Regions from separate parts of the Mus musculus genome. Here regions 2 and 3 are each linked to region 1. Evidence: chromatin loops called from intact Hi-C (ENCODE). Cell type or tissue: heart. All regions are shown on one strand. Each heading gives the region's core, and the rest is flanking DNA. Links, peaks and the distances in the headings are about the cores only. Region 1 overlaps Mapkapk2 (MAP kinase-activated protein kinase 2). Region 2 holds the start of Yod1 (YOD1 deubiquitinase). Region 3 has its middle 4.2 kb from the start of Fcamr.

Region 1 (7,828 bases), core at 1,836-4,335:
CTGTGGAGAGAGACATGAGTGGATAAGATCCCTGTGGAAATGCTGAGGAACCCAAGTGGGAAGGACTGTGCCTTCCGTTCATCCGCTCAACCACTGCATCCATCCAGCCCCTCTGCAGCGGGCAGCGTGAAGGCATCGGCTCCCTGCTACAGAGACTGCCGCGTGGAGCCATGGGGACTCCTGTTGACTCAGAAATCCATGTGTGGGACGGTGAGGTGCTGACGAGCAGCCACAGGCTGAGTGCAACCAAACTGAGCTTCACTACCAAGTTTGTGGTCCCCTGTCCCAAGCCCCACAAGCCACAGACTGGGCTGCAGACCCATCCTACGCTGACAGACCAGGCAGTCAGGGAGCATGGGGTTTATATAAGCAGGTGTCACCTTGACATCCCGGTGAGCAATGTTGATCGAGTGCAGGTACTGGATGGCCTCGCCGATGCTCTTCATGATCTCTGACGCCTCTGCAGACGAGAGAGAAAACCCGAGCTGGAGGTCTGAAAGCTCAGACACCAACCTGCTGACGCAGCCCCAGTCTCCCACACCCACCAACTCATCAGACACACAAAGGAGCTAGGAGCTGACCCTGCCATGGCTAAGGGAGAGAGGCCCATGGCCAGCAGTGAGCCTGAGAAGGCAACACCCTCCCCCACTCCTGTGACAGGGCCCTTCAAAGAGCCTACAGTTGCCTACTGCTGTGCACACAAAGCCACTGCCACAGCAGACCCTCTCTACCTCTTTCTGTGAATGCCTGGTCTCCTCGGTCCTGGATTCGACTAAAGAGCTCTCCACCATCGAGACTGAAAGGAAAAAAAAAAAAAAAAAAAGGTACAGTGAAAGATCTGTCAACCAGCATGTCACCCCACCCCCACGCATTCCACTGCCCCCAAAGGAAGCCAGATGCTGATATCCCAAGCTTCAAGATCCATAGTGGGCTGTCTGCAGAGGCAGAGGCACCTCATCATGGCATGGGGATAGGATGGTCAGAACCCTGCAGGCTACTTACCACTCCATGACAATCAGCAGGCACTTCCTCCCGGCATACAGGTTCTCATAGACATCCACGATGTGCACAATGTGTGGGCACTGGGAGGCCCTCCAGTGCAGCTCCACCTCTCTGCGCGCCTTCGGACAGTCCTGGAGCATCTGCAAGGCCAACACCTCCTGAGTGACACAGGGCTACGAGAAACAGCTGGCCCCACCAACACTACAAATGTTTTCTTTCTTTTTCTTTCTCTCTCTCTCTCTCTCTCTCTCTCTCTCTCTCTCTCTCTCTCTCTCCTTTCTCTCTCCCCCCCCCAAGGTCACTCTCACAGCATCTTCCCCAACCTCTCCCCTTCCAGGACCCTAAGATGACTCTAATCACTCAACACAACACTTCAGCTTGACTCTCCAGAGCCTGAACAGGAAGCTGAGACAACTCTCATTCCATCAGCTAAGAGCATGAAGTCTACAGAAGGAGAGGCAGCAGTTAAGTATTGGAGGACAGTGTCCCACGGAGTCAGAACAAAAGGAACCACTTCAAGGACAAGAAAGGGAGCGACTCCAGAATCCTCAGGGACAGAAACTTCAAACCTATAGCAGACTCAGCCCGGTGGTCTCTGGAGTCAGCCCGATGCTGATTGGGACCCTGCTGCTTGCCAGAGTTGCAGCCTTGAGCCACACTCATGTCCCTTCTTGCTCCTGGGACTGGGTGTCCAGGAGCATGAAGTCAAGCTGGACCCTCATCAGCCTTAAAAGGCCGGATTCTGGTCAGTCTAAGCCAGCTACTTGTTTCCGCCCTTTAGCTACTGACTAGCTTAAGAACAAGCCTAATGTCCAAATGGCCCAGAAGAACTTTGATGGCAATTTACTGAGAGACAATCACAGAAAGAGCACAGGACCAACACTGTCTCCAGCACCTGGCAGCTAGGAGCATGCTGTCACCATGGTCCCAGTAAAGGGTCTGGCCACAGAGCAGTGAGAAGCCAGTGAGAGACAGCAGCTCCCAGGATCCCTGGGACATCACCAAGCAGCCTGTTTCCTGCCAGGCACAACCAGGAGACAAGGCAAGAAAGTGGGGATTCAGGGCCGACTGTGGCTCCTCAATGAAACCAGGGAGTGTGACCCTGCTTCCAAAGCAAAACAAATAAATAAATGGAAAATGTTCCTGATTGTTTAAACTCTTTTAGGAGAATTCCATTGTTAGAACCAAAGGCATCCTAACAGACCTCTGCTTTGTACAGTGGAGTAGCCACTTTTGCTCACAGCTATGCTATGAGGGTTAAACTGTGCTCAGTAGGAACAGCTATCATTTTTACTAGAATGCCTGCTCAATGCAGGGCACAGAAGCCAAAATCTGTAAGACAAAGACCTGAACAGATCTACCCATACATCACACTCTCCAACAGCTCTGGACATTCTGCAGTCTGAGCTGGCAGGGAAACAGGCCAGAGAGCAGACGGACAAGCAGGCAGCAGGCAGGCGCGGGGGGCCTTCGATAAGGTGGAGACTGGGCACTGACTAGAATGAGGCCAATGTGGACAAGCAGGGAGACCAAGAAGAGAGCTGAGGTCTGGGAAGTGGGGTCAGACAGCCAGAGACAAGCTCGGAATCCCCACCAATAACACTAATGTGCTTTCAGGCTATAGTCACGTTGACCCATTTCAGAGAGTAGCCTGCCCAAGGCTAAACTCCTAGGATGACAGCCACAGCCTGCATCAGGCCTGACAGACAAATTCCAAGTCTTTCCACCCTATCACTCAGAGTCTAAGAAACTGTCAGAGGCTGAAACTTCTCAAAGTGGCTTCAAAGAGGCAACTTCTCAAGCAGAAACCCACAAAGAAGACAGCTATCTCCCATGTGCTTTGTGTCACACTGCCACCTTGTGGTCAAATGAGAGCATGGCACAAGCTTGTATGGGGTTGGGGTGGGGGGTGGGGGTCACGGGGTGTGCATTTTTATTTTCCCATGTTGTAGGAGGAACAGAAAGAGACACTGGCCAATTCCATGTGCACATAATCAAGTAGTGACTGAACTTCTACTGTAGACCACGCATGGCACTGAACATCAAAACCAAAACAGACTGACAATCGGAAATGCCAGGCTAGTGCAGCAGGACAGATACCCACCGGAGGCAGGCACTGGAAAGATTCATAATTCAAGTCTCTCTTCCATTCTCCACCACAGTACAGAACAAAAGTAAAAAGAATCCCATGGGGGAACCCACACCCTCACTCTGCCTCCACATCCGAGGGCAGGAGATAGATATCAGAGATGAACACCCTGGGGAGCTGTTGGGCCCCACGTTCAGGCCACGATGCCAAAGTAGACAAAATCGTAAAGACAACAGACAGTGCAGGCAAGCGTTCTGAGGAAAGTTGATCCGTAGACTGCACACTGGGTTTGGGATCCAAGAACACAGCTGTCTTAGGATCACTGCTATCCACAGCCGGGGTTCGTCCATGGCACTGGGAGGGTCAGGTTCCACCTCACAGACAGGAGTGTTAGGGCCAGCATACTCAACAGTTCCAGCTGAAGTGGGGTCATCCTTCCTGGCAAATACATGTCCAGTAGTGCCACACCCATACTCCCAGCACTTGTGGCCCGGCAGGAGGAGTTCTCTGCCAGCCTGGGCAATATAGCAAGTCCAAGGCCAGCCTGGACTATAGAGAGACCAGCTTATAAACGCAACAAAAACAAAGAAGCTCTACATAAGGTTCTCTTCTCTTAAGCTAAAACCAACACTTTCCATACTGATGCCTTCTCTCCACAGGTGAAATAAAGTTTGATTTCTTTAATCAAATCCCTCCTCTCTCTTCCTTCACCTAGTAGTAAATGTATTTTCAAGCTCTCTCCTCCAGGGAAAATTTCTGGAGTGTGGCAACTGCCTTACTATCTAAACTGTGTCCCCCCTGCACCTCCACAGTGGGACAGGTGGGTGCATGCACTTGCTGCAGGCAGGCCTCTCTCCTCCAGGTGAAGTCAACTGGATAAAGACTAGGAAAATCTCAATCCTTAGAGAAAACTAAAATTTTACAGGAAAACAAGTAACTGAGATGAACTTCATTAGGTTTTATCCTCTAGAAACTTGGCTAGGTTGGGCAGATTAGGGATAACTATGAGAAGCCTTGATTTTTACAATACGTATAGAGGTTTTAGTGGGGTTTTGTTTGAGATAGGGCCTCCTGTATACCCAGTGTTATCAGACCTTCACTGGTTATGAATACTAATTGAAGCTATGGAAGGCCTTCATAGCAGGCAGGCGGGCGGGTTAACATCAAAGAGCGGGGCCATGAGGTGCCACAGACACTTGTAGACAAGTGTAGCATACAGAACACTGGAGAGAAAAAGCAAGAATGCACGGATCTCAAGTACATGGCTAAGTAAAGACAGACAAGAGAGGTGGCCTGAGCCATCCAGGCAGAGAGGTGACAGGAAGCTGCTAGCACACCCCAGCTGAGGAAGAGCTGGGCAGCCAGGAGGGTCACATGGGAAAGGTCTCATTCCCACAGTGCAGAGAGGACACTGGAGAACAAAGGGCTCAGGACCTTCGCTCTGGGGGATGGACTTTCCTACAAAGAAAAAAACCACAGCATTGAGAGAAGGTGTACCTGGAAGGAACTGAAATCCATGATACCCATGCTAAGCCTCGAACCAATTCTGTGCCTTGACTCAGCCCTATATGGTGTCTCTGAAATGCTCTTGCAGAAAAGGTCGAAAGATGTGTGTTCCAAACTAAGGTACACAGGCCAAGGAGGCCTGAAAGGCATGCAGGGTTCAGGATCAGGTCATGGAGCCCACAACCCAGGGAGGAAGTTTTAGGTAGGGTCAGTGAGGGAGGTGTGGGAATTGTGCACAGGATTAAAAACAGGGGCCCTAGACTCTGGTTGTACACCTTTGACCCCCTTACCTGCCCTCCAGGAGATCTTCCATCATGGGGTCTCCTGAAAAGATAGTCTAAGTCAACCCAAAAGCCAAAGAGGAAAGAACAGAGAGGAGCCTGGTCCTATGGCATGACATGAGGACAATAGGAGCAACAAATAAGCTGCCCCCACATACTTTATACCTCAGAGACCTCACACACTGGAAAACGAGGGAGGGGGCTCTGAACTCCACTGAGAGTGGGGATCCTAACCCCTGGTGCCTCCCATCTTCTCATGTGCTGAACAGGCCCATGACAGGCCTGAGGGGGCAGCCTATTAAACACATGTAACAAGGACAAGAATGCACACTAGCAAGACCAGCTTGGCACACGACAGGCACCACACCAGGGTTCTGCTATTATTACTCGGCTGCTATTCCTGTACATCAGTTCCCCTGAGGTGGGCAGCTGGAATCCCAGGCACACCCACTTCCCTCAGGGGTTATTCATAGCCCTAGACACCAGGCAGTGGGGACCCAGGATATGGTGCAGCCTTGAGTTTCCCTCTACACACCACTTAAAAGGGACAGCTGGAGCGGGGATGTGCCGAGTCCGACTTGGTGCCAAGAGTGATGCACAAGTCCAATTCAGGCACCAAGTGCGCTGCTGTGTTGTTAAACAAGACCTCTACATTCCCAGGAGGCAGCTGGGGGCCTGGAGGAAAGCCCTGTGTGGGGCACCAACTCACCACTCCCTTAAGCCAGGCCACAGTCCCTCTTTCTGGACCACAAATGCTTCTTTTGTACCACATGGATGCCTCAAAGCTTTTCAGGGTAAAAGGAAAGGAGGACCTGGAGCCACTGTAGGCAAGTCTCAGCAACCTCTTTCGTGAACATTCAAGTAGCAGGCATAGCTTATGGTTGGAGTTCTCCAAATTAAATGTCTAAGTATTTCCAATGTGTCATCTCACCTGGCTCAACCCTCTGGAAGGGAGCATCCTATTTTATAAATGAGGTCCTCCATTATGGAGTAATCTTTCCATAGGATTCTCCAGCCAGCTGTGGCAGGACTGGAATATGAAACCCATGTAAGTAGCACTTCCTCCCAGACACCTAGACACACACCTCTGCAGGCCTCTCCTAAGCGCTCAGTCCCCAGCCGAGAACCAGCTCACTCTCCCAGGGTGCAGGCCTGAGGTCCCAGTCGTCACCCTTCCCCACTCCAGGAAGGAGTAGAGTAGACTGGACCTGCCCAGCCACTGCCTCACTCACTCCAGCTCCATCCATTCCTATCCTAGCACCATCCGCAGCTCTTCCCAGGGAGAGGTGAAATGCCACACCTCCTCAATGCTCCGCCGCTCCTTCCAGCACGAAGCCTGGAGTGGTGGAGCTTCCATACACAACACAGAGAAGCTAACTTGATTTTAGTTGGATAACTGTAAACCGAGAAAGGCCTGGGGAAGTCACGGAGCTTTGACACCAATACATACTGTCCTTACATCATTTGCTATTTCCAACAGATCCTCAAGGGTCCACACCCATAGATCCAAGGCCAGAGAGGGTCCTAGGGACGAAACACACAGAATGCCTTCATTCTGAAAAAAATCTAGAATGCTCAATGTCAGGTTAAAATGGAGAGCATTAAAAAAATACAGCATCAGATCCCAACCATGGGAATTAATTATACTGTAAAGAGATATACTCGTGCTCGCACGCGCGCACACACACACACACACACACATATACACACACAAGATGCTGCTTACAGAAGCAGCCACGGTGATGAGGGAATCTCAACTCCCAGAACCACTGGCAGATGCCCACAGGCTAGAAAGACAGACCACACTTCTCTCTGTGCTCATCCATCCCTGCTCCAGAGCACAGGAGATGACAGCGGATGTGTGTTCATTTAATTAGTCATAGAGATAAAGGAGCATGCCGCCACCTCTGCTAGAGTAGAGCTCAATGGGAGTGGCAGATGAGCCTCCCTAGAGACTGATCTCAACATAACAGCAGCCACGGAGCCTACACTCCTCAGAAGGCAGACAGACAATGCACACGGAAGGACTGCAGCAGCCCTACATGCTGGTACTTGTACGCATTTCATACATTCTACCAGGAAGTCAAAGTCAACTCTCTCCTTGTTACTGAGTTTTATAACTAGAATGGGGGCTAAGGCTCTACCCAAAGTAACACTGACAATGAGGAATCCTAGTACCAAAAGCCATAAACACCCTCGCCACACTACCCAGAAGCGACCTTCACTAAGGGTGACTCTCCGTGCTGTGCCCCACCATGCTCTGGAACCACCAGAAAGGCAGTGGCAAAGGACTGAGGCTCAACAAAAGGTCACCCTGTAAATGACAAATTTTTCAGAGTTGCCACACAGGATGGATAAATGCTAACTGAATCCTAGCAAAGATCATCCGTCCAACACAAAAATGACCGAAGGTGGTTTAGCGAAACAGAAACAGTGACGGCCAAGTTAAAAGGCCTGCTGCAACTCGTACAGAGAGGACTTATGAAAAGAGCCAATAACTGCGCTGGCTGACAAAACTTTCACATCTGAACAAACTCCTAGACTTCTAGAGATTCAGGAAACAAATTCTCACTCAGGACTGAAAGAACTCTGATTGGGAGAAAGCTGGCCATACCTATCAAAGCTATCTCAGATCCAACAGTGGCCCAACAAACGCTTTTCTTTCAGCACCTCGATGGCAGGAAGCCTACTAGAACCCAAATGTCTACAAGCAAAGAGGCTGTAAAGACGTGAAGCCAGTTGTGGGTCAGAGCATGGCGCTCTCATCGAGAGAACAAGGTGGCCTCTTGGCTGTCACCACTGGGAGAGCACACAAGGATCCTGGTGACGCCCCGGCTATGTTCAACATCCTCAACTTAAATGAAACTGCATTTGCACTTCATAAATCCTCAAGACAAGATGCAAACACGCCAAACATTAATTTAGGTTTATTATAAACGGGAAGTATTAC
Region 2 (7,828 bases), core at 2,725-5,224, 340 kb before region 1:
CAGGTCTCAAGTAACCCAGGCTTACTCTGAACTAAGTATGTGTGGTTGTGCACACCCTTGAACCCCTCATCCTCTGCCTCCACCTCACCAGGGCTTAAATTATGGGTGGGGACCACCATGCCCGGCTTCTGCCTTCAATATATGCAATGAGTGTTGCCTTCCAAGAACACAGTCCAAGAGATAAAAGGAACTGAGAGTGACAGCCCCAGGTTACTTGCGTACCTTGACACTTGGCCATCCTATGTATAAAATAACTTGCTCTAGCTCCCACATACCCCTAATGAAAGCATCAAGAAGCCCCAAGGATACTAAGCCTACTAGTTTGAGACAGGGAACTGCTCACTGTGGACTCTGTCTTAAGTCCTATGCCATGTGTCTCACACATCTGTACTCAAGAGGTTATAAGAGGAAACTTGCATGATGAGTCAGAGGGCAGCCTGGGTTACACTGCAAGTCCCCAGCAAGTCAGGGTTCTGTGCTAAGATCCAAACGCAAAATAAATAAAACATAAACTGCCATGCAAAGAATTACTCCCCACCCCCACAGAGAAAAAGAGTCTAGGATACAAATACATTTCTGGGACAAAAACCCCACGAGGGATCCGCAGCCAGTCACTCTTTACCAGAACTCACAGCATGTCTTCCCTGCCCTTCGCAGATTTGAGGCGTGGGGTTTATAGCTGCTGTTGCAGTCTTCTGGGGAAAATGTACTATTCTCAGACATGGTAGTTCTTCAGGAGGCACCTGGGAAAGGAGAGATAATAAAATAGAAGGAAGGGAAGGAAGGTATCCCTAAAAATGGTGCAGAGAATTAGTGTGACAAAGGGAAGAAGCCCCTACCAAGATCCAGGTCCAGCCTCTTGCTCCTACTTCACAAACACTTGTTCTTGGGTGTCACAAACCTGACTCCTCACGTATACAGCTGCACCCCAACTTTGCAGTTCTTTGCTGACTTGGTTCACACTCATACATCTCAAACCCAGCAAGCCTTCCAGTAATCTTAATAAAGCAGATTTTCCTAGCATGATTACTTCGTCTTATTTTACAGAATTGACAAATGAAGATAACCAAAGTACCTTGTTCAAGTTTCTTGCCCTCACATTCTAAGTTTAAGAATACAGACAGAACAGAGGTGGGAATCAGAAGCGCTGGAGATGCGGAGAGATGAAGTGCACTTGATCAAGAAAGCAACCCCAATCCAAAGGAAAAACTCAGTCTCGGCGGGGGGGCGGGGGGGGGGAGAAGGAGGGAGGGAAGGAGAGGGAGAGAGGGAAGGAGAGAGAGAGGGAAGGAGAAAAAGGAGAGGGGAAGAGGGAAGGAGAGGGAGGGGAAGAGGGGGACAGGGAGAGAAGGGAGAGAATGAGAATGAATTTGGAAACTGGTGAGAGGGACGGACGGGGTGAAAGCACACTCTAGGAAGGAAGAACTGTAGTGGAGCTGTGATAGCCCTAGCATGTTACATTCTCTGACGTTCTCCACCCTCCCTGCCCTTTCCTATCCATACCCTAGGGCGCAGCGGAAGTAAATGACTTATGGAATGTTACCTGCAAAATAAGCCTTGCGTCCTGATATCAACTAGGGTGAGAGGGACTGGGACTCACTACTCAAACCCCGATGCCAAGGAGCTCAAGACAAAAGATTCTATTTAAAAAAAGGAAAAAAAGAAAAGAAAAGAAAAAAGAAAACCCGTGCACGGCTCCTGGCCTGACAGAGCCAATTCTCCAGTCCTCACTCCGCAGCTGCGGCTCAGTGTCCCTGAAGGGCTGCACGCCCAGGAGCGTCACCCGGAGCTACACTTCCCGAAAGCACGAAGCACTGTCGCTCTGCACCATCCCCGCGCCCGCGCAGCACCCCAGCCCCGCGTCCAGACTGCTCAATTACCGCTCACCCTATGACCTGTCCTATTCGTCCTCCCTGCTGTAGACCCAGTGTCGCCACCGGAGCACCGGGTACCAAAGCTGGCAGACAGACTGAAGTAGTCCGGGCTCCGGGGGTTGGGGCGAGTCACGTGGGGCGCTTGGCCCCGCCCACGCTGGCGTCAGCCCTCACCTGGAGGCACGCTGGACCAATGAAGCACCTGCAGGGCAGGGGGCGGGCTCCTGGGGTCTGGGAGGACCTGTGACAGCCTAAGGCTGTCAGCTCGCAAAGCAGCCGGCCCAGGGGAGCTTGGTGGCATTGTTGCCTGGAAACAAATGGAGCTGGAGGCGGGGTGAATTAAAAGCCTTCCCTTCCCCCCCCCCCTTCCCTTATTCTCGCGAGACCTGTTTGGCTGACATCTTGCGTGGGAGTGACTGGTGAAAAGTGAGGCTTAACGCCTTCGTTCCTGAATCTCCAGCTAGACTAGGTTCTGGGAGGTTGAGGTCGGCTTGTAAAGATGCCTTGCTGGCTACCAGAAGGCAAGAGCTAACTAACTACAACTTCTGGTCAGCATCCTTGGAGCCTATGGATCCGGGAGCCTCCCATTCACCAGACAGGTGACTCCAAAGCATGTTCCTTGATTTCCCCCTCCATCCCTGGACCCAGGCTACATTATCTGTGGTCATCTGGAAGAGCCAAGGAGGAGGAGAAGTGCACCCGCTCCTGGTGTGAGGGTACAGAGGGACAGATTCGCTGTAACTGATTCACAGTAGAGGCTGTTGCAGTGGGGTTTATATCTCCCAGAACTACTTTTCAAAGTCACTCCCCCTGCACACCATTGGTACCTGACAATGCTTGACAGTCCAGAGTGGGGAGGGGGACTTGTTTGCTGCTTTGGCTAAACGGTGGGGGAGGGACCCTAGAACTGTTTTCACTCCTTCCTTCTTGACCCGAGAGTCAAGTCATCTTCCACACAATCCAAATATGCGTTTCACACCCCCGCGGCGAGTTCCAGCGTGCTACGAACTGTCATTATTCGGCGTTTACTGCACACCTTTAGAACTATGGTCAAGGCAGTCTCGGGCTCCCGGGCTACAGAGTTGGAAACTGGCTAGCTATCTGGTCAGGTCTCCTCTCTGCCCGTCTGTCTTCTGTCTCTCGGCCACCGCGAGGACTGCGTTGCCATGATGAAGTGTCTTCCTACTGGGATACGAGGAATCGGACTGGAATCCTGATGACCAAGAGTGAGTCCTCTTGAGCCCTGCCACCAACCGCGGGAGTGAGGCGATCGCCCCAGGCACGGCTGCTGACCTCATACAGTCTTTCTGAGGTGGCAGATGGACGCTTTCAAGTTCGTCTCACGGGACTCCCCGCTCGTCCCGTCCACTTGGCCTCAATGAATCAGTTCGGCGCAGCCACGAACCCCGCCAGCGGCGTGACTGTTTGGTGGGTCCTTCTGACCTCTCTTGGCATTTGTTTACCTTCCCGACGATGAGTCGGCTCTGCCTGGTGTTTGGGAGGCTGCTTTCATCATTGGCGACCTCCCTGCAAGGTGACATTCTGCTCTGCTAGACTCGGGAACTCCTTCCCCGCCCTCCTCCCTGGAGCATAAATGCTGCCGACGCGAAGCTCGCCTCACCGGAGCGCTCGGGAGAGCCGGCCGACCCCCAACCCTCACCCGCGGCCGCCCTTGCCACTTTAAGAGCCCGCGCCGTTTTTGGAAGGACCGAGGCCGAGTCCCCCCCACCCCCCACCGAGGTGTCGCGAGAAGCGCCCCAGCGGCCACCTCTCGCGATGTTTGGAGGCGCCAAAGGCGGCCATTTTGGGGTCCCCCCCGCTGGTTACTCCGGCGCTGTCCCCCAGTCTGAGGCTGGGACCAAGGCTGGCCCCGCAGGAGGCCGGCCGGCCGACACTATGTGGCGGGTCCGCTGCAAGGCCAAGGGTGGCACCCACCTTTTGCAGGGTCTTTCCAGCCGGACCCGCTTACGGGAGCTGCAGGGCCAAATCGCCGCTATCACCGGCATCGCTCCCGGCAGTCAGCGAATCCTCGTTGGCTACCCGCCCGAGTGCCTGGATCTCAGCGACCGGGACATCACTCTTGGGGACCTGCCCATCCAGTCAGGTACGGGCACCGGCCGGGGCCGGGGAAGTCTTGGAGGACGTGGAGGGGAGAAGAGTGAAGCTAGTAAGGCAGAGTGCCGATGTGACAGCTAGGGGCTTCGAGGACCAGAACTCCGGGAAGGCCGGGGCAGGTGTCAAGTCCTTTACTTGTGATTTAGAGACAAGGCTGGAGTCTTGAAGTCCCCTGTTCCCCAAGCCTGCTTCCAGGTCATTTGTTTCCTCTGCTTTCCCAAAGGACAGCAGGACCCTTGTTCCCTGACGGGATGGTTCTTTTTCCCTATCCCGATCAGCAGGTCAGCGGTTGAGATACCAATTTTTCGTTTTCCCTGTGTGTTAATTTCTTTTTATCTTGTGTCTCATATATATATATATATATATATATATATATATATATATATATATATATATATATATACATACATACATACATACATACACACACACACACACACACACACACACTTGGACGTTGTGTTTATTGCTGTAGAATTAACCAACAGCAGTTACTTGTTCCCAGGTTTAGAACTTGAACGTCAGTGTTGACCATTCAAAGCTTTTTCCATTTTGTGGCAAGGCCCCTCGAATCGAGCTGTCAGATGGTATAGGCATGCGAAGTGCAAAGAACACCCCAGTGACCTACCTAGTCTGTGGAGAACATCTGAAAGATTTGGTTTTTAAGTTGAAATGCAGCGCGGAGCATTTTGTTCTGTTTGCCTCTTTCTGAAGACACTGAACTAAACACAAACAAACTTAGAGAGTTACTGGCCTCTTGTTTACAAAGTTGTGTTCTCCTTGGTAACCCGCTTTATACTTTTAACTCCTTTGCTTTCTAATTTTCTGAGTTGGCTAATAAACACCCAATCTATAATTTCTCTGCAGTTCTGGATTTGTTTTATTTTTGACAGGTGACATGCTGATTGTTGAAGAAGACCAAACCAGACCAAAAGCTTCACCTGCGTTTTCAAAATATGGTGCTCCTAGTTATGTCAGGGAAGCTCTGCCTGTGCTTACCAGAACCGCAGTCCCAGCAGACAACTCTTGCCTCTTTACCAGTGTGTACTATGTCGTGGAAGGAGGAGTCTTGAATCCAGCTTGTGCCCCTGAGATGAGACGCCTCATAGCACAAATTGTAGCAAGTGATCCAGTCTTGTATAGTGAGGCGATACTGGGAAAGACAAACGAAGACTACTGTGATTGGATCAGAAGGGATGATACGTGGGGGGGGGCAATCGAGATCTCAATCCTGTCTAAGTTTTACCAATGTGAAATATGTGTAGTAGATACACAGACAGTCAGAATTGATCGTTTTGGGGAAGATGCAGGATATACCAAAAGAGTTCTGCTTATCTACGATGGCATTCACTACGATCCGCTTCAGCGTAACTTCCCTGATCCAGATACCCCTCCTCTGACCATTTTCTCCTCAAATGATGATATTGTTCTTGTACAAGCACTGGAATTAGCTGATGAAGCTAGAAGAAAGAGACAGTTCACTGATGTAAACCGCTTCACCCTGAGATGCATGATCTGTCAGAAGGGCCTAACCGGACAAGCAGAAGCAAGGGACCATGCCAGGGAGACAGGCCATACCAACTTTGGAGAGGTGTGATCTATTCATAAGAGTGGGAGCCTACTACCTCACAGATCCAGAAGGCTCTGGGTTTTCCAATAAGCTATTCATAACCCTACAGAATAGAACACAATGCTTGGACCATCCTTTTATCCTAAACTAGTATGACTGACACTGAAATTCCTTGTTAAGATTAAAATCAGTGTGCAAGTTTACAGATGTGTGTCTACACTAGTGGCATGCCCTCTTTCTACTGGGGGTCGGAATAAGGTGGTTTTGGCCACTTGGGATGCTAACCCGAAGACTGGATTATATTATAAACCAGCACCTAGTGGCTTTAGCTTATAGAAGAAAACATCATATTTTAGGTAATGTGGAAAGCCTTGTGGAGGGCCACTGGACATATACCACAATGTCTCCAGTAGTTGATTCCTTTTAATAACTTTGAATGAGTTAGTAGTTTCTAAATTCTGAATTGATCCATCAAATGAAGATACTCAGAATTGTCAAAACTTTTTATATTGCAATTTGGTAGACTTTATAAGTGTATCTAACTACTTACAAGTATATTGAAAGCAATTTTACGGGGAGAAGTATGTCCCTTGAGAATGTTATCTAAAACAGGGATTAATATGGCCCTGTTGCGATTTCTAGTGTATAAAAGTAGAATGTATAAGGGGAAAAGGTGCCTGAAGCAGCTTCCTGAAGCTTTAAAAGACTGTTGGCCTCTTGTTTTAATGCAATTCATGTATTGTTATTTGTCACATTAGGTAATTTTTTTTTTCAGTGAAGCAGGGTATGCCTTTTTAATTGCTAATTTAGTTTAAAATTCAAGAAGTATCTTGAAAATTTGAGTGTTTAGTTCTTTTGTTTTTTTTTTTTTTACATACATATAAATTTTTCTGAAGGGATTTGATTTCCTCAGCTCTTCAGCTCAAAGCACTTCTTACTAACAAGTCTTCCTCTAAAGTGTCAATGGAATGCTTTGGTTTCCTGAAACTCTTTTCCGTAGAGAACAGTATTCATAGATCCACTATGATCTTTTGGATATTTCACAGTTCTGCAAGTTAGTACTTTGTTCATCTGTGATCTTTGACTTTCAGTTTTTAAATAATTGATTTGGTTTGTTTCACTTAGAAAATATACAAAGTTTTAAAATCCTTGCCTTATACAGCTCTCTCAGAATATTGCTACCTAGTGTTAGGTATGTAGCCATTTGCTTGATGGATTGATCCTCAAGGCACTTGCTCTCAAAACTTAGCTTCACTATAGAATCTTCCAGGTAAAGTTTTCTACCTCTTAATTCTTCTAAAGATCAGGGATGCTAAGTTATAATTTGTTGTATATCTGTCATACAGTGTATAGAGGCATAATGTTGTGAAGTTTTGTTATCTTGATCTCATTTATTAAATATCTCAGAGAACCATTTACACCAATGTGCTTTAAAGCACTTAACATCTTTCCATGATTCTTCTTAGCAAATGTTTTAAAATCAAAGTCAACCCTTAGCCTTTTACATGGTAATGGTGACCATGTCAAATTAAGGAATATTAAAGTGAACAATTTAGAAAGTTCCTTTAAGGACAATTGAACAATTCACAAAGTATGCTTCAATCATCCAATGAGATTCTCTTTTGTGTTGAGACAAAGTCTCCCTGTGTGTTTCTTGTCGGCCTGGAATTTGTTATATAGACCAGGCTCCTCCAACTCAAAGTGATCCTTCTGCCTCTGCCTTCTGAGTGTTGAGATTACAAGTAGGGGCCACCGTACCTGGCCAGATGACTTTTCTTGAATGCCCTTTGTGCACATAGCCAGTCAGGCAATGGCATTATTATAGTCATATAAGTTGAAAATGTTTTTCTTTTTTGAACTGAGCCTTAAAGATAGTTCTAGTGAGCTTAGGATGCCGGACACTTGGAGGTCATGACATGTAATGACTGTCACAAAAGTCTCTTCAGACCTGTCCTCTGGGTTAGATTTTTTAAATCTCTTTTGTTTTCTCTGTAAAATATTTAATTTAAAGCTGTACATTAAAACTGTAAAATTGGGTTATGCACCGTATTTATAGAGCTTACCTTTACCACTTGAGCATCCAAATTCAATATTTCTAAAAATTTGGATCCAAGTTTGTTCATGCAACAAGTATTTATTGAATAACTTATAATGTGTCAGGCATGTTCTATTTTTTGAAAATAAATTCCTGTCACTTTAAAATTGAGTCTATATAATGTACAGAGGATTTGTTTAGTAAACGTAAAGAAATAGAATGAGCACTGGTATC
Region 3 (7,828 bases), core at 3,152-5,651, 260 kb before region 1:
AATTTGCTCTATAGACCAGGCTGGCCTCAAGGTCACAGAGATCTGCCTGCCTCTCCTTCCCAAGTACAGAGATTAAAGGCCTGCACCACCACCACCCAAGAGATGGTTCAGTAGATAAGAGATCAAATTTTCTAATCTAATCTGTTAGTCTGTATCCTCTTGGGTGTGGCTGAGACCATTAATATTGAGACCTACTAACGAGAATTTTTTATTGATTCATGTTATTTTGTTGTGATGATGTGAGTTTTTCTTCTTTTGATTAGCTGTTCTTAAATTACTTATTCCTTGTGTCCTCTTGGGTTTAGTTAACCTCTTTACAATGAAGTTTTCCCTCTAGGACCTTCTATAGAGCTATAGTGGCAAATAGAAAAATGCATAAATTTGCTTTCATTGTGAAATATTTTCATTTGTCTGTCAGTTGTAATTGACAAATGCAGTTTAGACTGATTAGTTTAGTCTGGGTTGGTATCTGTGGTCTCTTATAGCTTGTAGAACATCTGTCTAGGCCCTTCCGGCTTTCAGAGTCTTCATTAAAAAGTCTGCCTTTATCTAATGTGTCTGCCTATATATGTGACTTGGCCTTTTTTCCTTACAGATTTTTCTATTATTTTTTTGTTGTTGTTTTATATATTTAGCATTCTGATTATCATGTTATAGAGAGTTTCTTTTCTGGGCCTGTCGATTTGATCTTGTAGCTTACTTAATAGGTGCCGCTTTAGATTGTGAGGATTTTCTTCAGTGATTTTTTTTTAAACATATTTTCTGTGCCTTTGACCCGGGCTTCTTTTCCTTCCCCTATACCTATTGTATATGAGGAGTTGCAGTAAAGAAAGTGATAACTTTACCATTTCATGATATGGTTAAGGGGAAGGTTTTTATTGTGCATAAGAGAGATAAAATACCCAGAGGCATCTGGAAGTTCAGCCTGCATAGCACCTTCTAACATCATCAAAGCTAGCTGTCAGGGAGGAAACTTCTAGTCTGGCTGCTGCTTGTTTCCTTCATAAGCTATGAACAAAGTATGTGGTGTCTTCAGTCAAGCCTTACCATCTATTTCTACTATATAATCAAAGGCAATAGCAAATAATCTATAGTCATGTGGGGAGGGGCACTCCCAATGTCTTCCTGACCAAAAGTGCATAGGGAGGATATCTCACACTTGGCACTGGCATTTTCCTGAGAATAGAAAGTGTAAGGGAAGAAATGTCCTTGCCATTATAAAGAAAACAACCTAGTATCTGGGAAAATGGAATCCTGGGAGTGTACCATTGCCTTTGAAATGTATTGCAGGTACTTGTGAATAGGGACTGAGGGAGCCTGGTGGCCAGTGTGGGATTTGATTTGTAACCACAGGTACATAACAGTGGAGAGCCATAGGTTCCCTCTATCAGAGGTAAGGGAAATGACTCCTTTGGAAGATGGTAATCAGTTTCCTATGTTTCTGAAGAATGCTGGCTTTTATACAATATCCAGAAATCCCCCTACAGTCCCTTTGAGCTCTATTTCAAATCTATGGACAGCCTGTGAAGCCTAGCACCTATTATTCACAGGTTTGCTCTTTTCATAGTGTCCACGATTTCCTGGATGTTTTATGCCCGAATATCTTTATGTTTAACATTTGCTTTGACTGGGTTCTCCATTTCTTTTCTCTTGTCTTCAAGACCTGAAATACTTTCTTCTATGCCTTTTAATATGCTGGTGAAGATTACCTCTGAGGTTTTTCTTTGATATCCTGTGTTGTTTATCTTAGTTTGCATTTTTCTTGAGAGATTCTCTTTCTTTCTTGAATTCTACTTTTATGTCTTCTTGACCTGCTTTCATTGTTCCATTAACCCACTTGTGTCTTCACAGGCTTCATTAAAACACTGGTTCATATTTTCTTTAAGGTCCTTGAACATATTTATAATTGACTATATGTTTAGCATGGTGTGGTTCCCCCACTGACCCCGCCCCCCTCCAAGAACGTCAGTTCACAAGATCTACCTTCTTTCCATGAAAAGGTCCAGGAACTACACTATCCATAAAAGCCTAAAGAAATGAGCTAGGAACTTGGTTGCCCACTATAACTGAATGTTAAGAATGTATTACTAAATGCACCACACTTTGATCATAGTACAAAGAGAAAACAGGCTGAAATTAACCTAGAAGGTAGCTTTGGTGAAGCCATAAGTTGCTATGTGGATACTGGATGAGAAAAGTCATCAGTGGACTTACCCAGCAGGTAAGACTTACCCAGAATGCTACAACATTCACTTGCAGGCAAGATATGCCCATGATGGCATCAACTATGGGAATAGCCAACACTTTGTGTTTGGATTTAAGGCCGATTCCACAGGAAACAGTTCATTCTCCTACTATAAACTAACCAAGATTTCATGGTTTTATGGGACTGGAGTAGTATCGCAGCAGCTAAGAGCTTGCAGAGGACCCAGATTTGATTTTTCAACACCTCTGAGCAGTTCACAATCTTCCATAACTCTATGATTTCTATAACAGTCCTAAAGTATAGAGCATCCAACTCCCATTTTTAATCTCCACTAGCAGCAGGCAATCACATGGTGCACAGACACACATGCAGGCAAAACACCAAAAGAAAGCCCCCAACCTCTCCTAAAGAAACAAAGAAAGAAAGAAACAAAGAAAAATGTCCGTGGTTGAGTAGGTCATAGGCCCTCTAGGGGGAACCTATTACTGTTATTTCACTAAGCATATCCTTTGCCTACTACTTTCTAGGCATTGGCTATTGCTGCTTTCAGTTTTACTCAGAGACGCTTCTTTTTAAAAGCAGCAATAGTTGACTCAGAGATGCATAGTTAGTCAAAGTGCTAAGAATAAGTGGCTACTAAGAGCTCATCCTTATATGAAGCATCTATATCAACCCCCACAGCACAGAAAACATCACCAAAGAGGGGATTAGAAGGATGGAAGCAGTGCTGTGAAATTCACTATTGTGCTCATGAATTCATAGCAACTGTGGTTACCTATACAAGGTCTGCACAAAAACAAGCTAGTCAAGATCACAGCTTGGAAAAGGTTGGGGATGGCCCATGAAGTCCCAGCCCTAGCAGAGACGTTATTGGCAGTTGATGGCTGCCCGATGAGTGTGGGGGTAGGGTGACATTTCTTTCAAGTCACTGATAAATTGTTCATGTTTATGCAGATGACACTAACCAGATTCTGTTGGTTATTAACAAACAAATAACAACAAAACAGAAGAGGAGGATATAAAAATGGGAGGGATGGGTGTTAGGGAAACCAGTATGGAAAGAGAGAATGGAATCGGGGTGGATACAATCACGATATACTGTATACACCTATAAAATTGCCATAGAATGGATAGGTGATTGGAATCGATACAGTTACTAGTTGGACCAGTGGGTCCTAGGATTGTGGTTTAAGACTTGTAGTGGGACCAGATGAAGTTTTTGAAAGTGCCCCACTTTGGTAAATACAGACCACTATCTCATGAGAGTAAATCTGGATATTATTGCCACCATTCTACTTTTAAAATACACAGGAGTTAGAGCTCCCACAATGTCACCCTTGAATTCAGCAACTATTCCCTACAAAAACTAGGTGGACTCTGAAAAAAAAAAAAAAACTCAAACAATAGTAGTTCCAACTCCCTCCCGGCACCTACTTATCTTCCATGAGCACACTGATGTGCCCTTAGGTGTTTGAATGCCATGATTTGGTATATTGCACTCTTTGCTTTTTCTTCAGAAGAAGAGGACTAGAGGCCATTAGCATTAATCTGGATTTGTAATGTCGAGGTTTTGTGTTTTACTGTCTATTATAATGGTAAGTTTGAGTCCCCAAAACCTGGATCCAGCACATAGCCCCTGGGACTCTGCCCCAAGTTAATTCTGATTGGTGAGTAAAGATATTGACAGCCACACAGAGCAGCTCTAGTTTAATTAGCTTACAAACAAGTAGGTCTCCATATGGCTTCTTCATCCACCCTTCATCTTGAATAACCCTCCCTCTCCTCCCTCCACACCCTTCTTTTCCATCTTCCACTTGCCATGCCTCACTTGAACTTTACACCCCCAGTTGTCCCCCTGCTTATATTTTCATAACACATGGAGCACCCAAAAGAAGGTAGGAGAGAGAGAAGCCCCAGCGTTATGTAGAGATGAATTCGTTTGTTATGTGAAGTCAAGTTGAAGAGGAACAGTAGACACACTACAAGAAGTGTGACTCGGAGGACAACGGCAGAGAAAGTCCTTCCAATGGATCAAACTCTAAATAGGGTGGTTAGTTATCTATTTTACATGAAATAAAAGAGTCTGCTGGGAGGTAGAGAGATGGCTCTTAGCAGCTAGGAATACTCACTGATTTGGAGAGGACTGTCTTCAGTTCTGGACTCCTCCACCAGGTGGCTCACTATTAATTGTAACTCCAATTGCAGGGGATCTGATCTCTGTCCTCTCCTCTGGCTACTGCTTCTTGTTAGGACAGGAACAGAAGCCTTCATGGACAAAGAGTGAAAGATGGGGTAGAGGCATATGGGTGTACAGAAAGTGGGCTAAATGTATGCATGACAATGCCCCCAAGAGAGAACCCACAGAGCCCCTAAGTGGACACACGGCTTAGCCACTTACTGTCAGCCATCTTAAGACTTTAACAACTTGGCACTGGCACAGGGGGCACCACCCTCTGCTGCATCTGTTCGTGGTCCTAACAAACAGCACAGCACTCCACTAAGCTCAGCCGAGTTAACTACTGTTTTGCTGCTGTGGCTTGTCTGTCTGTTTGTGGGTACTGAGAACAGAACCAAGGCCCTCGTGCATTTTAGGCAATTGCGTGACCACCTAGTTATAAGCCCAGTCCTGTGGTTTTTACTTTGCTATCGAACATCTGCCAGCAACATCAAATTGCTAGTATAACTCCACACTTCTCCACAAAGCCATCAGCTTCTTTAGTAGCAAATCAAATACTTAGAGCCCCTTTCATCTCTGCAAGGGCGATGATGCATTATCACAGGGTAAGATCTACAGAGTGAGTTCCAGGACAGCCAGGGATATACAGAGAAACCCTGTCTTGAAAAAAAAATCTATGATCTTAACCAAAGAATCCCAACCAGTATGAATGTCCCTCTCACTTCCCAGATTCAAACCCATCTGAAAATGTGGTAAGAGATGTGGGCTGTTATGGTGATCCACACCAAGCATTCTGGTGTGAACCACAGAGGAAGTTTTTAAACAGCTTGTGTGCACTCCTGAAAGGCCATCCTGGCATCTTTTGATCCACCTTTGTGGGCAGACTGCAGGAAGTCAAAGTAGCCTGGCATTCTCCTAACGGCTTTTTGAATGCCATCGGGTTTCAGGGTTGAACATTGCAGGGTCACAATCTCTCCTATCAGCTAAATGATGGTTGTAACTGTAAAAATTTGCCAAATGCCATTATAAAACGAGCACTTGAGCTATCCAAACAGCTTTCTCTGTCGTTCCTTGGAGTGGTGACAAGGCTCATAGTTCAGCTTCCTTTGTGAGTTTCTCAGTAGCTGATCAGGACGTGCAGTAATAGGGTTGGTTTTCCAACCCTTGATATGCTGACGAGACTGGAAAAGTGTATCTTTCCAGCACAGGACAAGGGCAGGGGAAAGGGCTTCAAAGCATCAGGTAGAAGGGGTGCAAAACTGCAGTCATACAGCAGGAATGTATGTAAGTCTTGACTAGCAAGGAAGAGAAAGCTCCGAGCAAGCAGCCCAAGGTGCCACCATTCATCTCTTGCTCTCCACTGTCGCTTCAGAGCTGAGCTTTTCTGTTTGCTGAGTTTTAGCTTTGTGATCATGTTTATCGAATAGAGCTGTTTGCTAAAACTGAGACTGGGAGCTCAGGGGTGGAGGAACAGGTAGAAAGGGACTAATAATATACTTTCACTAGACTCTGACATTTCATTCTGAACTCAGGGGGTCACAGTTGGTAGAAGCCAATGTAAATGTGCTACCACAGACTTTGTTCTGGGTAAGGAAGTTCAGTTACACCCTTATCCGAATAGGAGTCAGTACAAAGTTCTCTCTCCCATAAAATTTCAGAGCCAGAACAGCTTGGCTCCGGGTCTGTGCATTGTAAAGTAGCCTGGGATAATGATACTATTTATGTCTTTAGTAGCCTTTAAGTCCACTGTTGCAAAGTGGATTAAATTCTGAAGGCACTCTAATACACATCATTTATAAAATGAAAGTAAGATGTTGACTTTAAAATACAAATTTAATTTAGTGACATTCTTAAACTACTTTAATTTTTGTCTTTCAAATACCAAAATGAGAGGGGAAGGGAAGGAAGGAGGGGGAGAGGGGAGGAAGCCAGTGGGGGATTCATGAACAGATGAAAGCTTGCAAGGGATTTTCAGCATTCCGTTAGTATAAGACACCTGCTTCCTCTTGCTATAAACTAAGCTAGTGATGTTACCAGTGGCTGACATTTTCTGAGAATTTATTGTACCTTTTTGCATTTATTCTACATGATACCTTCATGAGGCAAGAACTGTTAATTCTTAATTAACATATTAGAATAGTCTGGTTTAAAAAGAACAAATAATCTGACCCATATTACTTTCCCATAAAAACAAAAGCAAAAACACCCAAACAAACAATCAAAGAAAAACAAAACAAAACAACAACAACAAAAATCCTTGGCTTCAAAGTCTATGTTATTCAACACAGCGTGATGTTTCCTAAGGAGAAGAGATGGGCTAGGCCTTAGCTACCCCTCTAGCACCTGCATGAGAATTATTAGTTCTGGGATGAGCCTCTGAGGGTAGAGCTATGCGCACTTCCTCTTATTGCACACTACTCAAGGGTACCACTTCTAAGAGGATGCCTCTCATGTGGCAGGTGTACTCTAACATGCAAGAGGTTATTGCCTACCAATGAAGATCAGGTGCTCAGGAATGGGAACCAAGTGGAAACCTATGCTGGCCAAGTCCTGGCATAGCAGTAGGCATGACTATCATAGTCACCAGTGCACACACACACACACACACACACACACACACAGAGAATATGTTGGGTGTTTTAGGGGGAAAATCAGTTTTGTTATAATTCACTGCAAAGTATTGAAGCATAACTAAGGACACAAGCCGTATGCAGAGGACCATTTGAATTGTGCTTATAAATTTGGGAGTAGCGGGTTATCATACTCCAAGAATCCCACTTATACTTCAATGTCTCCATATCTGGGAAAGCATTGGATAACATCTTCAACTGCCCATGGTGTTACGTAACAAAGCACCAACTGAATCCATGCTAAAGAAGAAGAACCTTTTGATTTGGCCCAAGGGTGTTATTTTCTATGAGGGGCCCTGGCAATGGTACTTAAGCACAGCCTACAGCACCCTTCCTCTTCTGGGCTCCTTTGTTCAACATGTTTAGGTTGTGTCAATTCAAGGCCAACAGTTGTAGGAACAAACATTGTATCTTTTGCAAAGAAAAGAGCCTCTGTAGACTGTTTTCCCAGGGGAAATACTGGGGTGCTTTTTAAGTGAATCATCTGCTTCAGCCACACTTGTCCAGGTCTCTTTCTTCTGTGAAGACCGTCTCATTAGTTCTATTGTTCTTTGTGCAGGACACAAATTGGTAAACACCAGACCATGAATTTAAACTAAAGTTGCTGAACCAAACCACTCAAATGCCTTTTCCTAGAAGCTGAAGTGTCCAGGTCAGCCATCGGGCAGCCGCTGATAGCCAGCTTTGGGGGGGATTTCCTCTCCTGAACCCTGAAATCCCCTTCTCTCCAGCTCAGGTGGTTACATCACTGGTTTTGGAGGCTCCTAAGAAAACTGCTGAGATGGGTACCCTAAATGTCTGAGACCTTGCACAGGG

What was found. Hi-C counts contacts between places; a loop is a spot of excess contacts. Peaks named below come from ENCODE experiments on the same cell type or tissue, not always from the same donor. Only the 100,000 strongest peaks of a DNase experiment are listed, where the experiment ranks them.
Region 2: a loop joins it to region 1, with 2.2 times the contacts of the local background. A loop is called at or near these places in 8 of 42 quality-filtered maps.
Region 3: a loop joins it to region 1, with 2.8 times the contacts of the local background. A loop is called at or near these places in 14 of 42 quality-filtered maps.

The regions. Positions count from the first base shown.
Region 1 is chr1:131,057,621-131,065,448 of GRCm38, forward strand. Mapkapk2 (MAP kinase-activated protein kinase 2) reads right to left here. Exons shown (of 10, transcript NM_008551.2): 2 at 1,003-1,142; 3 at 732-796; 4 at 381-460. Among named protein-coding and RNA genes, the nearest start is that of Mapkapk2, 36 kb to the right of the region's middle. In heart, for the core only: CTCF peaks have their summits at 2,855 (motif pointing left) and 3,077; DNase peaks (open chromatin) are centred at 1,991, 2,871 and 3,391; H3K27ac peaks cover 1,079 bases.
Region 2 is chr1:130,713,834-130,721,661 of GRCm38, forward strand. It overlaps Yod1 (YOD1 deubiquitinase), which reads left to right and starts at 3,494. Exons shown (of 2, transcript NM_178691.4): 1 at 3,494-3,978; 2 at 4,883-7,828. The coding sequence starts at 3,651. The coding sequence ends at 5,586. Pfkfb2 (6-phosphofructo-2-kinase/fructose-2,6-biphosphatase 2) reads right to left here and starts at 1,988. Exons shown (of 15, transcript NM_008825.4): 1 at 1,888-1,988; 2 at 633-743. The coding sequence starts at 723. In heart, for the core only: a CTCF peak has its summit at 4,046; a DNase peak (open chromatin) is centred at 3,658; H3K4me3 peaks cover 2,260 bases; H3K27ac peaks cover 1,580 bases.
Region 3 is chr1:130,792,779-130,800,606 of GRCm38, forward strand. It overlaps a transcript of Fcamr not described here. Among named protein-coding and RNA genes, the nearest start is that of Fcamr, 4.2 kb to the right of the region's middle. In heart, for the core only: a CTCF peak has its summit at 4,375 (motif pointing right); no DNase peak of the experiment used is centred there.